2 separate regions of the Mus musculus genome follow, and region 2 is linked to region 1. The links are chromatin loops, found by intact Hi-C in ENCODE. Cell type or tissue: heart. All regions are shown on one strand.

Region 1 (8,000 bases):
AGACAAGTGACAGACAGGAGCACTAAGCGGGGACACAGTGGGAGAGCAGCATTCAACCAGTCTTGGGCAGCCCATGTCCAACTGGGGCCTCCCAGGCCATCTTGGAAGCTGGGGACTCCCATTGGTAGACACTGGTAGACTTCCTAGTTCCTGGGAAACAGCTCTTCGTTGTCCCCAGATGGCCATGGTCATGTCTGTCCCCCATTCTACATGATGAGTTGTAAGAACCATGAGCCAGGACAGCATCACCCAGGGACCAGGTTGGTTAACGTCCCATTCTTTCTGATTCCTGCCTCTAAGATACCTTCACCTATGAGGACACCAGTAGTAGTCCAAGTCTATGTAGCAGACAATTAAATCAGCAGACAGTAGGGATCTACAGACTCTGCAGACCACTGCAGCAGGTGTCTAGGAATGGATGGCATTTGGAGGAGTGGAGCAGTAGCAGCAGATAGCTGGAAGCATCCAGCGGGGATGGCTCTGCTTGGAGTCTAGGCCTGGTAGCTTTGGCTCAAGCCTTGGCTTTTGCATTCCCTACTCTCCTAAGGTCCTGCTGCCAACCACTACTCTGGAATCTTCTTCCTGCCCCCTAGAGCTCCTTGCAAGGACCCAATCCATGATTCCTCCACAGTGGGAACCTCTATGTCCTTAGGGACAACTCTCCACTTTCTGGGTCTCCTTCTCCCTTCTGTAAGGTGGAAGGGATGGGTTAGTGTTTCTGTGGTCCCTCTAGCTCTCTGCCAGTGAAGGGCACTCTACTGGAAAGTGCTGGCAAGTGGGCTTGACTCACAGCAGGGGCGGAAGCTGACTCTCAAGCTTCTGCGCTTTGAGAGGATTGGGGGTGGGGGTGGAGGTGGGTCCTGTGGAATGGATGGTGTTCCGTTCAGAACATGGGAAGGTTCTAGTCATCCTTAGAGACTGAACTTTCTAAAGGATTTGCAAATCCAGGTCTTAATTCAGATAGTGGAGAAAGGAGAATTGGGAATTTGGGGGCTGACAGTCACCTTACAGGGCAGCAACAGCCATAGCGTTAGAGTTCAGAGCCCAGCACGCAGCAGTTGTTAGTCAGGTTCTGTTCTAATCTATGCCTCCCAGACACTAGAAAGTTCTCTCCCTCCCTCTCTGCTTCATTCTGATTGTCAGTCGGCTCCCTGCTGTTTCCTGCATAGTTCTGTCTCTTTGGAGAATCTTCCTGTCCACCACCTTTCCTCCCCTTTTTTCTCTCTTCCTCCCTGAGCTGCCTGTCATCAGTCAGAGAGGTGTATCGGGCCCTTTTAAAGTCAAGTCAGCAGGGCATAAATTTAAGTACACGCGGGTTTCGTTCCAAAGCCCCTTCTCTAACAGGTTGTTCTTTTCTTCCTCCTTGGTGACTGCTGGGATCCTGGATGTAAGTGTTCAGACAGGCATGTCCCGTCAGCACATCTGCTGCCTTGCATCACTAATGTGTGCCGTGTGGGATGTATGCTAACCTGGGTGTCGTGCTGCACTGTGGGTGGGTGGCTCAGCGCCTAGGGCTGGCAGATCTGTTCAGGTCTTTAAAGGACTGAGACTACCCAGCCCCTCCTTTCTATCCTCCAGTGCTGAGCCGACACTAACACATGCAGGTGCCCGATTGTGGAAGACAACAGGGACCCCTGTCTTTAAGTAGAAACCATCGACCTTGACCCAACCATGACAGTTCAGTGAGCTCCAGGCTTGGGGTACCTTTGCTAAAGGGTTGGGAGGACCTCTTATGGGAGAGCATATATCCACACAAGTTCTCAGGGTCTTGGAGTCTTAGCCATTGGGCAGAGGACATATTAGATCACAAGTCTATGCAAATCTACAGATACACTCTGTAGTTTCCTGCCCAGTCACTTGTCCTTGATTATCAGATTAGTACCACTCCTCAGTGTGGACAAATCCAGTGTGACTTATTTCTTATTTACTCTGCTGCTTGTTCCAAAAAGTATATGTGTGTATGCACGTATGTATGAATGTATGTATGCATATGTGTATCTGTATGTGTGCATGCATGTGTGTGTGTGTGTGTGTGTGTGTGAGAAACAGTGAGCCAAAGTAAGAAAGTGAAAGTGGGAAGTGAGAAGAAAGGAAGATAGGATCAGGAGAAAATTGTAAATGCATGCTGCCTGGTCATTCCTCACACCCTGAAGAGGGAAATACAGTTAACCAGCGTCCATGGTGCATTGGCACTCAGAGGCATGGCTATCCCAAGAGTGAGGCAGATTATACAAACAAGGGACTAGGGACTTGGCTGAGTGGTAGAGCATCTGCCCGGCATGTGCAATGGCCTGGATTTGATTTCCATCATTCAGAAAAGTAAAGATAAGACAGTAAATACCGGGGCTTGAGAGATGGTTAAGAGAGTGGTTAAGAGCACTGACTGCTCTTCCAAAGATCCTGAGTTCAAATCCCAGCAACCACATGGTGGCTCACAACCATCCGTAATGAGATCTGATGCCCTCTTTTGGTGCGTCTGAAGACAGCTACAGATTACTTGGATACGATAATAAATAAATCTTAAAAAAAAAAAAAAAAGATAGTAAATACCAACAGCACACTTGGCAGACACACAGGACCATCCTAACAATTGGGGTGTTTTTAGGCAGGGTTCTGTGTCTCTCTTTCTGTCTCCCAGCCACCCACACTGGCCTCCTGTGCTCCCAGCCTCTGCCCAGATCAGGCCAGGCTTCTACTCCTGCCTAGATATCTGTAATGATCGCCACTCCTGGGAGTCACAGAACTACTTCTTTTCAAACTACGCTTCTTGTTCAAGGTTGCAGTGGGAAGCATGCACAAAGCCCTGTTAAGAGTTTCAGTGCCGAGATGGGCCCTGATTTTTGTTTCTTTCTTCGTTTTATTTTGCTTTTGTGTCTGAGACAGGGTCTCCACACTGGAGCCGAGACTAGCCTGGAACTCACTTTGTGGCCCAGGCTAACCCAAAGAAAATTTCTGCCTCCGTTTCCCAGAGTTAGGGGTACTGGCATGCATGCCCACCTATGAGGTGGTTATCATTGTGGTTAGTGTGTGGTTTAGATGCTCAGCCTCAGGACATTCTGGTGGGCAGACTGAGGAATTATATACCCAAGGATCCTGCGGTGTCTCTGGGTTATCATAACAACTGGCAGGGGAAAACTCTTCATTTAAGGGAACAGCACACACCTGTTCAGAGGTCTAAACTCAGCTAGGATGAACTCATCCTGAAGATGTAGGTTTTTGAGGGGTGGAGCTAGCCAGGATGCTTCTGCATTTTTACTTTGGCCTGAGAGCCTTGGGTCCTAACTAGGTCTGGACCTTATTCTTCTTTCCAGACAGGAGGAATCTGTGTCTAGAGGGATGTCCTGGTTAGTGAGAGCCATGCTCCAGTGTGGAGCAGAGCTGAACTGTCTAAAATGACAACAGGCTTCCATTGAGATCACTAGATGATCCGGACCAGCTGAGTGCCCAGGCCTTCCTCAGACACTCAGAGGACAAGGGATGAGCAGCCACAGCCCCACAACTCAGGATGTTTTCTGCTGAGACACTGTGGCCCACAAGAGAACCAGGGCATATGGCAGGAGCTGCAGGGTATAGATTCTAGGCATTATCTGGGGCTCAGGCAACTTTGGAAGACCAGAGTGTTCAAGAAAGGTGGCATTACTGCTCTCAAGTTCAACAAGCTGATTTAGGCAGGGAAGGACAAGAAAGCAACTATACTCGGAGTAAACAGTCTGCGAGAGGCACAAAGTGAAGAAAGAAAGAAAAAAAAATCAAGGCAAATTTATGATGTCAGGCTGACAAGGCTCACACAGCCTGAGCAGATGGCTCTCCACCCACGGCTCAGCCCTATAAGGCCGGCTGACAGCAGCTATGGGCTCATGCTGCCCTCTGCTGGCTGCTATGGAGCACTGGAAACTGGAAACACGAAACACTCTTAGTTGCAGCTTTTAGTTAATTCCACAAGGACTACTGTTACACAGCAACTAGCCCGTTCTGCGCCTGAATAGGATTTTAGAAGCAGTAGCAGGGTGTCCCAACAAGAGCTCAGGAGTCTGTATGTAGACGTCAGAGTGGTGGAATCGGATGAGTTGTGGACCCTCTAGCTCTATCTTCTGTAACTCTGGATGAAGACAACATACCAAGAATAGAACTATGTTCTGGATGAAGATAACAGACCAAGAATAGAACCATGTGTCCGTGGATTCGAGATAAACTGGGTATAGCAGAAAGTAATTTGCATTCTGCCTAAGCTAGGACATTCTGGCTCAATGACATGGCTGCATTCAATGGGCCAACTTAATTCTGGAGCTTTGCCTATAGCTCATTCAAGTTTCACTGAAGTAAGAATCTTGCTGTCGCATGGGGGTGGGGTGGGAGATACATTCAGATTTTGCATCTTTATGAGGGTCCTCTTCTATCTAGCACCAGGTATTTTGAAATGAAAAATCTGCATCCATTAGGTCTCTAGGCCTACATTTTACATACTGTCTCTTCCAGGATGCCTGGTGCTGCATAGACAAGGGTACTGCACTGTCAGCATCTCCTGTGTGTACGAGTTAGAAAGCATCACCCCTCGGAGGCACAGTTCTTGTCTTCAGAGAAGGCTATTTCTGTTGTCCACTCTTCCATTGTCCAGTCACAGATCTAAGAACAGGGCATGGCAAGTCTCAGAGTTAAGGAAGTGTCTTCTATCCTCCTGGGAGCTGTTCAATGGCTTCTGAGTCTGCAGTTGATTCTGTACACTCTGCTAAGGCTTCCACTTATACCTTCACTTTCCTGAGTCCCCCCTAAAGACAGTACGGCTTCTTCAGATAGGGGGCCCTGGCTGTCCTAACAGGTTTGTTGTGCTGTGTACCTAATCACCCTTCCTGCCATCCTTGCTCCCTTCCACACTGACCCCTTCTCGCTGTCCTTTGTCTCCTTTGTTAGATGGACATTAAGTGGTTGAGGGAGATGTGAATGAGGGTGGTGTGAAGTCATGGGAGCCCCACCAGGTCCGAAACCCACTGGCGTTTTCTGACGAGGAGGAGGAGGACCTGTTGGAGTTCATGTACAAGTATAAGGCACCGAGGAGGAGCGAGTTGCCCCTGGAGGTACATAGTGTCTGGGGGTGTGGGCTAGAACATGTGTTTGCACTAGAGATCTGGGGGTCCTGAGAATGACATTACTTGTGATACCCAACACTTTCTGAGTGCTTAGGGGAAAGAACGACTTCCCTCCAAACAGGTAGGACAAACCACCAGTTACCTGCCAAGATCTGTGTGTGTATGTGTGCGTGCGTGCGTGCGTGCGTGCGTGCGTGCGTGTGTGTGTGTGTGTGTGCAGCTACCCCATGGAGTCCATACCCCATGGAGTCCAGGACAGTAAGTGCCTCACCAGGTGAGTTATTCCTCCAGCTCCAGTTCTTTAGTTATCAGGAAACAATATACTTAGCACTGTGGCCAATTATGGATATAGACAGGGCTTTGGCAGCAGAAGGACCATGCCTGTGACTCGTGTTCTGTGACAAAGGTGGAGAGTTACTAGTCACAGGCTCAGGGAAAAGCCACTCAATTCCTTTCTGGTTCTTTATCTACTAAACCTGATGGCCTGCGGGTCCATTGTGAAAAAGTCATGATTCCGGTCACACACAAAATTAGAGACCCTGGTGAGAATCAGACAGGATGCTCAGAAACATTCCCCTTCATAAGCCTAGGCTCCTAGCATCCCTGTTCTCTCTGAGATGGAAGCTACAACCACCTCAGATGGAGGAGTTCCTCACATTCCTGGACAAGATGGATCATTTCATATTCTCTCATATATTCTTGCCCCCCCCAACCCTTCTCCAGTGTTGGGATCAAGCCAGGGCCACCCACATATGCTAGACAGACATTCTACCACTGGGCTATGTCTCCAACCGGTCAGTGTGGATTAGTTCTGGGTACTGGGTGAGTCCTATCTGACCTCAGGATCTGGGAAACCTCATGATGGGGAGAGTTCTCTCTCAATCTCTAAATATGCCAGAGCCCAAGAGAGTCTTGTTTTGTTTGTTTGTTGTTTTGTTGTTGTTATTGTTTTTGAGACAGGGTTTCATTTTATAGCCCAATCTGGCCTCCACCTTTCTCTGTAGTAGAGGCTGGCCATGAACACCTAATGCTCCTGCCTCTACTTCCCGAATACTGGGATCACAAGTGTGCATCATGACACCTAGCTGTGGTTTTAAAGCTTTGCACACAGCTCCCCTGTTTACTGTAATGGCCAAGAGGCAGGTGCCTAAAAGGGGGGATTTTATTGCTGCAGTCTCAGGCAACATCTGTAGTGAGCAATGAGCATTCCCTACCAGTGAGGCAATGGCCTGGGGCATCTGGGGGAGCAGGGAGCTAGTCATCGGGAGATGGTGGGTGGAGAAGGGGGACAGGCCTCAGGAAGTTCAGTCTGATGGGCAGGGAAGGGAGATATCCCACAGCTGGGCTTGGGTACAAAGTCTGCTGTGGGGTGTATGCAAAGCACTATGAGGAAAAGAAGCTGGAGGTATGTATCTTGTGGATAGAGTACTTGTTTAGCAATGTATGAACCCTGGGGTCAACACTCCAGTATGGGAGGGAAACAGAGAAACACTCAGCCCTGTGTGGAGCACATCTGTAATGTCAACACTACACTTGGAAGGCTGAAGTAGGAGGATCACCCCAAGTTTGAGGCCAGCCTGGGATACAAAATGATCTCATGGCCACCCTGAGTTACTTAGAATAACCTTGTCTCAAATGAATGACCACCAACCAAACCACTATAAGAGACAACAGTGGCTGTGTGTGGTCAGGCAGAGGCCAGAGCCAAGGGGTCTCCTAGACTTTGAAGCTGGTGCTCAAGGGGACTAGAAATATACAAGAATAGGGCTTCCAGTCAGAGGGGACAGTGGTGTGAACCCCATTCGGTGACATGCTGGGAGGATGTCATTTCTTTCATTTCTATCGTGATGCCTCCTGTGGTTTGTGCCTCCTCTGAGAGAAAAGGTCTCTGCAATCATCTTCAGGGAGATGAGGTAGTGGTGGCCTTCCAGGTGTGGCTTGCTGGAGAGTAAAAGAGAACAGAGACTGGACGTTTGTGTGAAAGCACACGCCAGAAAAAAGTTCCCATAGGAACTATAAAACTCAGCCAAGGGCTGGAGCTGTCCCCTGAAGCAAGGAAGCCATGCCATTCTGTATGCCCTTCCTTCTCTTCAGCCTCAGGAAGGAGCAGTGGCCTTCCCGGGGGGCCTCAGCCTCACCTCACAGGGTGCAACGCTAGAATCTGATTCCTGTTGTAGGGAACCCAGCTCTACCCAACAACAGAGGGAGCTGGCTCAAGTACCCCTACCTGACGCTGTTCCCCAAGATTCCACCCTCAAGCCCCTCTCTCTGCTTTCTCTCTCAGGCACCGCCTAGAACCCTACGATCCCGCTTCAGGAAGAAAAGTACCTCATCCTCGGCCACTGAAACCACGTGAGATGAGCCAACAGCCCCGGATCCACACATGTCTGTCTCCTCTGCCTTAAAGAGCTAGTCACTAGTACCATGGAAGTCCGCAGGCTGGGTGTGCTTCGAGTGTGCAGCCCACGGACATGGCCTTTACTCGCTCCCCTCTTCTGCCTTTAAGACTCTTCTGTTCTTTCCTTTTTGTTCCTGCTGGGGAGAGGCTAAAGGGAAAAGGTGGTGGTGGAGGGTGACCTTTACGTCTTCTGGGGTTAGTGATTTTCCCCAATTGGATTGTCATTGTGGCCGCAGTGTTTTTAGATCTATAAGCACTCTTTCCATGATGCTGCTGAGATGTACATTTGTAATTTGTTTGTTGCATAGTTTTTAGTCCTGTAAATGCAAACGACGTGATCTTTTTTAAAAACCCTTTTGTTGTTCTTGGTACTAATACATTGGACTATGGTGTACATAGTTACAGCTTTTGGCTTAATGTAATGAACTCGCAAGGGCTGCCAGAAGTTCTGGTGAGAGAGCTGCAAAAACAAAAATGTAGACAAATATTTTAATTCTAGGCAATGTCTCCAACTTCCT
Region 2 (8,000 bases), 410 kb before region 1:
GGCAGCCTGGCCCACCACTAAGCTACATCCCCTGCCTAAATACCTTGTCATTTCACCAGAACATATACCAAGAGCAGAAGCAGACAGTCTGACTGCTCTGTAGAAGTGCTTGGTTAGGTGATAAATTCAGCGCAACAACTCCTCCAAGGGCAGTCTAAATATAGTTACCTTCTGGGTGACTTCAGATCTGAGTTTCCTATGTAATTTGTATGAAATGGTCCAGAAAAAACCTGAAGCAGGGAGGTAGGCAAAGTTTCTGTTTTTGTTTCTCCCCGGTGCTGGAGTCCAATGCAGGGTTTGCATGTGGCTAGGCGAGCTTTAGTCCAGCGCCCCATCCTAGCTCCTGACCATCACCCCTGTGCATGTGCCCCCTTTCTGTGCCTTTTGAGATAGGATCTCCATAAGTTGCCCAGGCAGGCCTTGATTTTACAATCCTCTTGCCTCAGCCTCCTACATATCTGGAATTGCAGGCTTGTGACATCAGCTTAAGCTTAATCGCAACATGACTTTTAGTCATTTGTTCACATTAAAAGCTCACGGCATGATATCAACATTGTGTTTTTGCCACAAATAAATCAAACCATATAAAAGTTTGAAATTATCTATCAGACCTGCTACTGAATACCAGAGCCTCCACAAATACTTCGTGTTCCTTCCTTCTTATTCTCAAAGTCCATTACTGCCAGGTGTGGTGGCACACACCTTTAATCCCAGCAGAGAAAGGGGATTTTGAGTTTGAGGCCAGTCTGATTGATACAATCTAGACAAAACGAGTTCCACGCCAGCCAGGGACACACAGACTTAAGTCGATTAATAACGATCTTTAAGAAAAACTGACAAAGGGGGAGGAATTCAGTGTGCACAAGGATCTGAGTCCAAACTACAGTACTGCAAAAACGGTGGAACACACCTATAAACCCAGTGCCCAGGGGGATCAGAGGAAACCCCAACTGGCCTACATATTAAGAGTATCCCCTGAGCCCCCAAAAAGAAAAGGGGGGGGGGGGCAAAAGCCAAAAGCACAACAAATCTTTCCTGAGGAAAGATTACCAACCACTACCTCTTGTTGCTTTTCCAGTCAAGAGCATGCTGTTAGCTGAGATCCCCTACAGATTACTCTACTTCAGTGTGCATATTTCAAAAACACTCACAGCAAGATCATGCAACTGCCAGAAGCTGGTTATCTGCTTAAGAAAAAGAGTTCTTCATTTGCTCCAGCAGCAGCAGCAGCAGCAGCAGCAGCAGCAGCAGCAGAGTACAGTGCTGCTTATATCCTGAGCACATGTAGCACTGGGAAGACACCTGTGCCTTTAACACAAAGCATCCTCTTGACAAGCTGCTATAGTTGGTGCAACCAACTGACAGGCTTACAACTGAAAGAACAAGCTAGCTACAGACAAATCTGTGTGCAGGTGTGGTAAAAAAAAAAGCAGCTCATGTCAATGGCTGACTAATTTAACCCTCCGGCATCTGTGACATAATTTTCTCACAAATGGAAATTACAGGTTAAAGTCCCTCAAATTTATTTTCTTGTTTCATTTTTGTTGTTGTTGTTGTTAAGATAGTGTCTCACTAAGAGGCCCTGATTACCCTAGAACATAGTATGTAGGCTGGTCTCAAATTTACAAACATCTTCCTAACTCTCCCATCACCTCCCTATACCTATTTTAACTTTAACTAGTTAACTGACTTGTTTCCTTTTTAGAGCGGTGCTGAGACTAGACTCAAAGCTTCAAGCCTGCTAGGCAAATGGTCTTCCACTGAGCTATACTCCCAACCTTATTTTTCACTCATGTTATGTGCATTAAAACAAAAACAGAAACAAAAACAAACAAACAAACAAAACATGTTGAATAGCTACAATAGCGTTTTCTGGTTAAATGGCGAAATTTAAACATTCATCTTCAAGGATTGTCAAGTTGAACTCACAGGTAATTCGTCTTTCTGGTTCCAAACTCCAGTACACTGCCTCTGCTCAATCACAGCTTTGATGTTAATTAGCGCAGGCAGCGCCACACAACCTGCTGAGAAACTGAGGGCAAAAGAGGAAGCATCAGTGCCAACCCCAGGGATGCTAACCCTACAGCAGGTGCAGGACAGCTATTCCTCTAAAAAGAAAACAACTCAACTTTTTTCTCCCTCATGCTCCCAGTCCTCAGCTCTATTTCCTATAATTACTAAAACGTAATCCTCTTTACAAGTAAAACACAAACTTCTAGCACTGTCACATAACCCTAGGCAGCGTGGGAGAAGGAAGAAGAAGAGCAAGCTTTCAAAAGATTGCGTTCTGATAGGACATTTAATTTCCACTAACCCCTCAGTAATTAAAAAGATACTTGGCTTGCCTATCAGGAGAGAGGTAGCGCTGGCCTTCTGTGCTGAGAGGGACGAGCCGTCATCATGAGCACAAATCGCATCACTTCAAGGAGGGGTGAGGGAAATGCAAGGCCTAAAGACCAGTGTGCCTCAGACACGGTGGACTTGTGCTTTAGCATTTAAAGGGGAGGAGACTCTTCTGGGCCTGTCTTCTCTTTAAGTATGATTATGCAAGGTTATATGAATAAAACATTCCAAAGTTTTCCCACCAGTTTACAGTTATTTTTTTTAAACTACAATGTCTTCGCCAGTCTCATCAGAAAAGGCTTTCAAGCTCAGAACCAAAACTTTTAACTTTAGTCTAAAATCGTGACCTTTATCACTGTATGGAAAGATGCACACACTTGCTTCCTTTACTGTGACAAACTTACTTCATTCACTTGGAAAAATAACTTAAAACCAAGAATGTCAATAAACTGTGGTTTGGTTTTCATAGAGTAGATCACTTTTTGTTAGAAATTAAATTTACTGATTGATTCATTTATAAATCACAATAAACACAATAAATTTGAGTGTCTGTCGCAAATGAGTTCAAGTAAAAACTGTATTCTGCAACAAGACATAACACAGGTGCTTTGTCAACACAAGCATCATACTGTGGTGAGAAACTAAACGCTTTATGCAAATGCCCTATTGTGTCACAGAGAATGCTAAGAAGATCCAGACCCAAATATCAACTGAAAGCAAGTATCTATTGCCCACCCAAAGTACTGCAGAGCTCAGCAAGCATTTCCTAGGCAGCCAGCATGGTAGTGATGATACCTGCTGAGGCTGGCATCAGTGTCCCCACAACACAGACCCTGACATTTAACTTACTTCTGCTTCTGCATCATCCGTGCAAATGTCAGCAGTGGAAAGGGTTTTGGGACTCCCTGGCTCCCGGGTCACATTTGGAGAACTTGCTGACCTAAACTGTGTCATTGCCATCTGTGGCAAGCACTTCAAGTACCAACTATTATACGTCTCCAGAAAGACAACACAATCTACTGGTTTGATTAAAGGACCAGGAAAAGCCACCCAGTATAATGCCCATTTCAGAGCAACCAGAGCCCATTACTACACCTGACACTGAGAGGAGACTCCACGGAGAGCCCCAGGAGGGCACAAGCATCCCGTGTAAAGATGTCACAGATGTCAGCCCACTGGTTTGCATCAAGTAAGTGAACATATGGTGAGTTTTCAATCCCTTGTCGCAGGTACACGAGGCTTCCCATCAATACCTGAATGTCTAAAAGAAAAAGCTCCAGCACAATGAAGGTGTGTACTCACGTCTCAAACAGCACTGACTTGTGAAGACATGTCCATCCCATGTGACACAGCCTAAAATAATGTAAACGTGGTCCCTAAGCGTGATCGCAAATCCTCCTCCTTAATTAAGTATACAGGAGAGGAGAAGAAGAAAGCACTGAAAATAACGAGCTCAGACTTTCTAGTCTTACACTGCCATATGTGTTTGGTGAATACGTAGCTACTCTGACACGTGTGGCAGCAGCACGTGGTGAGAGGAAAGTGGCCAAGGAGCAAGCCACAGCTTGGTCTTGGTGTCCTTATATTAAAGAGTCCTTAACTGCCAGTTATCCCAACAGTTTTAGTCATTAGAAAATATGTATGAGAGACACAAGTAGTGGCTACTAGCTCCCCCCAAACACTAAAGACCTCCTCCTCATTGTACTCTTAGCATTCTGGAGGCTGACCTAGGAGAATCACAAGTTTTGAGACCAGCCTGGGCCATACACAGAGACTGTCTCAACTCCTTGTACTCTCTCCACCTTGCCCATGCTCCCTCCCCAAAGAACAAAGGAAAACAGCAGTCTGATTCCAGACTCACCTTTTTGATGATTTAGGGCAAATGGCTGGAAATTTTTCGCATATTGTAAGGCTTCTCGCTGATTTGTAGTTCCACCCATTAACAAGCTAATAAAATACAGTCGGTGTAGCTTAAATTCCAAGGAACTGTTTTGGGCTATGAGCATTTCTCGGTTTGATACTGCCCACCTAAGGCAACAGAAAAATGTGTCAAGGGTAATCAAGGACATGAGTAGGATGCTTTAAAAACTGGTTGACATCTAGCATAAGAGGGTCTAGTTTGCCCTCTTGTGGGAGGTTGTGGTAATATCAACCATTAGGAGATGCAAACACAAAGGAAATTATATTAGATGATAATTACTTCTTCACTAAGGTATTACAGTGAATGGCTCTGGTATGTCACATAATACACTTGGATTTGAAGGGGGCCACACTCTGGAGTGTAAGCCTTGAGATTCACACCTAAATCACTTATAGCCACCCTTCTTCCTATTAAGCAAGCATATTTGTAAATTAGCCAAAATTCTGAAGGGAGCCCCTTACTTTTTAAATTACACGCTTCCATTTCTTACGCTTCCGTTCTTTACTCACATCATAACCTTCCCGGGAAGCTGGAGGACAGCCATGAACTCAAGCAAGGCTTGGTGCAGGCACCTTTACCTGCTTCACTACTTCACAGGCCTGGAATCTCTACTCTGTCTAGCATTAAGAACCTGCAAACATTGAGGCTGTGGATGCAGCTCAGTGATGGGGTGGTTGTTTACACAAATAAAAGGGTCCTGGGTTCAACCCCCAGCACTGCAACAACAAAATACACCAAAGAAACAAACCCAGAAACCATAGATATTTCTCAAGGTTCCCAGTCTTTTTTAGGATTTACTTTTATGTGTGTTTGTGTGTTGTCCCATGTATTATGCACGTGTGCATGTCGCGTACCCTCAAAGGCCACAGGAGAGCACTGGGGTCCCTTGCACTGGGGTTATAGTTTTGATCTATCATGTGAGTGCTGGGAACAAAGCCCAGGTCTTCTGGAAGTGCGACAAGTGCTCACCACTGAGTCCCAGTACTTTGAGAAGATAAAAAAAAGCATACATACACTATGTGCTCTCATGACAAAAAGATTTGTATAGCTATACTATCACTATATCTATACACAGGGAAATAATGTTCTGTTCTGAAACTCTGAAGTGCCATGAGTGATCAGGCAGCAGCTGCACAAGGAGGGACTAATTCATCTTTAACTTTAACTTTATCAGCTGTTAAAGTCAAATTTTACAAATGTGATAAGAAAGCTTCATTTTGATATTCAACTATAAAGCCTATCCTTTAATTGACTTTTATTTGGACATTTTTCAGCTAACCCAATTCACCAAGGACCACTTGAACATGAACCAGGTATGAATATAAAATGTGAGCAAGCCGAGCTGGGAATATATTCTGTGGTGGAGCGCTTGCCCAGCATGTACAAGGCCTCTGCCTTGATCCCTGGCACATGGGGAAGGGAGAACAAAGTAAAGGTGACATAAAATACGAGTAACTCTTCCTCCATTGTACCCAATAGCACCTTCCTTATCTAATAATTTCCCAACAGTACTCTTGTCCCTATCACTAGCTTGCTCAAGTCACCTAACACTAATAAATGAATGACAATTTGAGTGGATGAAACAAAAACAAACAACAAACAAAACAAACAAAAAAAACCCAACAATGTTTTTCCAGATCCTAGACCTGAGATTACAGTCTTCTCCCGATGACTCAACCAACTTTAACATTTAGGCTGCACATTAAGGAAATAATTTTTTTTAAAAATAAAAGTAAAGGCTTTTATACAAAGCAGAAGTAAATATGTCACCCAAGTACACTCACCCTCTTGACTTTGTGACATGATGGTGTCATATTTAAAGTTCATGCTAAAGAATCAGCAGGATGGGAAATAGTGTATGTTTTGTTTTCTGAAACTGGCTGATCATATTTAATATATATTCTAAGTTCATGCATTTCCCTTTAAATTTCATAATTTCACTTTTCTTTAGAGCGGAATAATGTTACACATTATATATGTAACATACTATCATGGTCCATTTATCTGCTGGACTAGGTTGGTTTTATTTCCTAGCTACAGTGATAACTTGGGGTGCAGATCACCCTGCAACACAGGGTTCTTTGTGTATATGCCCAGGAGTGGACTGCAGGCTTTAAGGAAGTTCAGATTTTGTGTTGGAGCACTCACAGGTCTCTTGGGACACATGCAGCTGAGGGCTGGTCAGCTTTTTGCTCACAGTTCAATTCAAATTGAAAGAGACAAAAGCTACTCTGCCTTGGTTTTTACTTTATACTACAGGTTCCTAATAGGGAGAGGGCACAGATTAGCATCACTTTGCTGTTGCCAAAGGATATGTAGATATCACAACCCTTTAGCCACTGCAATCTCTAAATAAGAATTTTGGGATTCTCATAATCAGACCCCCCACCCCCAATAATGGTACTTGGTGACCTAATCAGTAGTAGCCCACACTGACACTCACACAGCACCAACAGCAGCATTCTACCCTGCTCAGACTATGAAAAGGTTTGGGATATTTAAGGCTCTGTATATATAATTTCCATCACACACACACACACACACACACACACACACACACATAATAACATGATGTTACTCACATGGTTAGCTCTCCCCTCTTCTCTCCTAAATTTGCCACTTGGATGGGGTACTATTTCTGGTAAAAATGCATCTGGCCAAGGCTCACAGCCCTCACCACTATACCCATTTTCAGCATGTTAAAGACTACAAATGCCCTTCCCTTCTAATATTCCTGTGGAAGACTTCCACCACTCTTCTTATTTTTTTCCCCCTCTTGGGAATGACTAACAATACTCAGCCCTACAAGTACAAACTTAATGGGAAGCTATTAATAGTATAATCCAAATGTCTTTAAAATTCAAAAAATGGAAAACACCACAAATCAAATTCAGTGGAAGAGCTAGCAATTTCCTAACATCACTGTGGAAACAAAAAGACCACCAACAGTTCATTCAAAGGTATTATCAGCAATCTTGGTGTGTACTCAGGGTCCTGAGCCTGTATCTCCCGGCCTTTCCTCTTATCCCATCTTTGTGTCCTGCTGACCCAACCCACAAAAGCACTCTCAGCCAGTAATCATATACCAGCACAATTAACTAGGATCCAGACAGGGCAACACCAACCAAAGCATGGGATACCCACCCCCCCAAAAAAGACAAGACCAGATAGCTATACTAAGAAACACCTCAAATATCCTAACTGCAGATACCTAGATCCAAGTCCCCAAACACAAATATAAACAGTAAACATTTGGATTGTTCCTCCAGAAACAAATCTATTGCAGTAGGCCTGTGAAATGCAATTTAACTGACACAGAAGATAGGAGCTTCAAAATACCAAGTATAGTATGTTAAAAGAAGGTATGAAATGCCTCAGTGAAGACGATGGAAACACAAAGAGTGGAATGAAACAATAAAAACACTGTAAGACATGAAAGCAGAAACAAAAAACTAAAACTCAGACAAAATTGAAAATGAAAAATTTAGGAGGTCAAATAAAAGCCTCATAGGTAAGCCTCACCAACAGAACAAGACACAGAAGAGAGAGAATTTCAGGTCTTGAAGAGAAAGCAGAAGCAATGGATCACGCAGTCAAAGGAAATGTTAAATCCAAAAACAATCCAGGAAATCTGAGACACTATAAAAACACCGTATCTACAAATAATAGAAATAGAGGAAGGAGAAAAACTCAAGTCAAAGGCAAATAATACAACTTTTTAACAAAATCGTAGAAA

The links. A loop is a pair of places that touch in the nucleus more often than their neighbours do. Peaks named below come from ENCODE experiments on the same cell type or tissue, not always from the same donor. Only the 100,000 strongest peaks of a DNase experiment are listed, where the experiment ranks them.
Region 2: a loop joins it to region 1, with 3 times the contacts of the local background. A loop is called at or near these places in 4 of 42 quality-filtered maps.

Annotation. Positions count from the first base shown.
Region 1 is chr6:71,800,423-71,808,422 of GRCm38, forward strand. Reep1 (receptor accessory protein 1) reads left to right here. Exons shown (of 7, transcript NM_178608.4): 7 at 7,369-8,000. The coding sequence ends at 7,379. Among named protein-coding and RNA genes, the nearest start is that of Mrpl35, 19 kb to the right of the region's middle. In heart, a CTCF peak has its summit at 3,875 (motif pointing left); no DNase peak of the experiment used is centred here; H3K4me3 peaks cover 436 bases; H3K27ac peaks cover 3,288 bases.
Region 2 is chr6:71,394,923-71,402,922 of GRCm38, forward strand. It overlaps Rmnd5a (required for meiotic nuclear division 5 homolog A), which reads right to left. Exons shown (of 9, transcript NM_024288.2): 5 at 4,205-4,371; 6 at 3,439-3,604; 7 at 1,930-2,032. Among named protein-coding and RNA genes, the nearest start is that of Cd8a, 25 kb to the left of the region's middle. In heart, a CTCF peak has its summit at 4,480 (motif pointing left); no DNase peak of the experiment used is centred here; H3K27ac peaks cover 446 bases.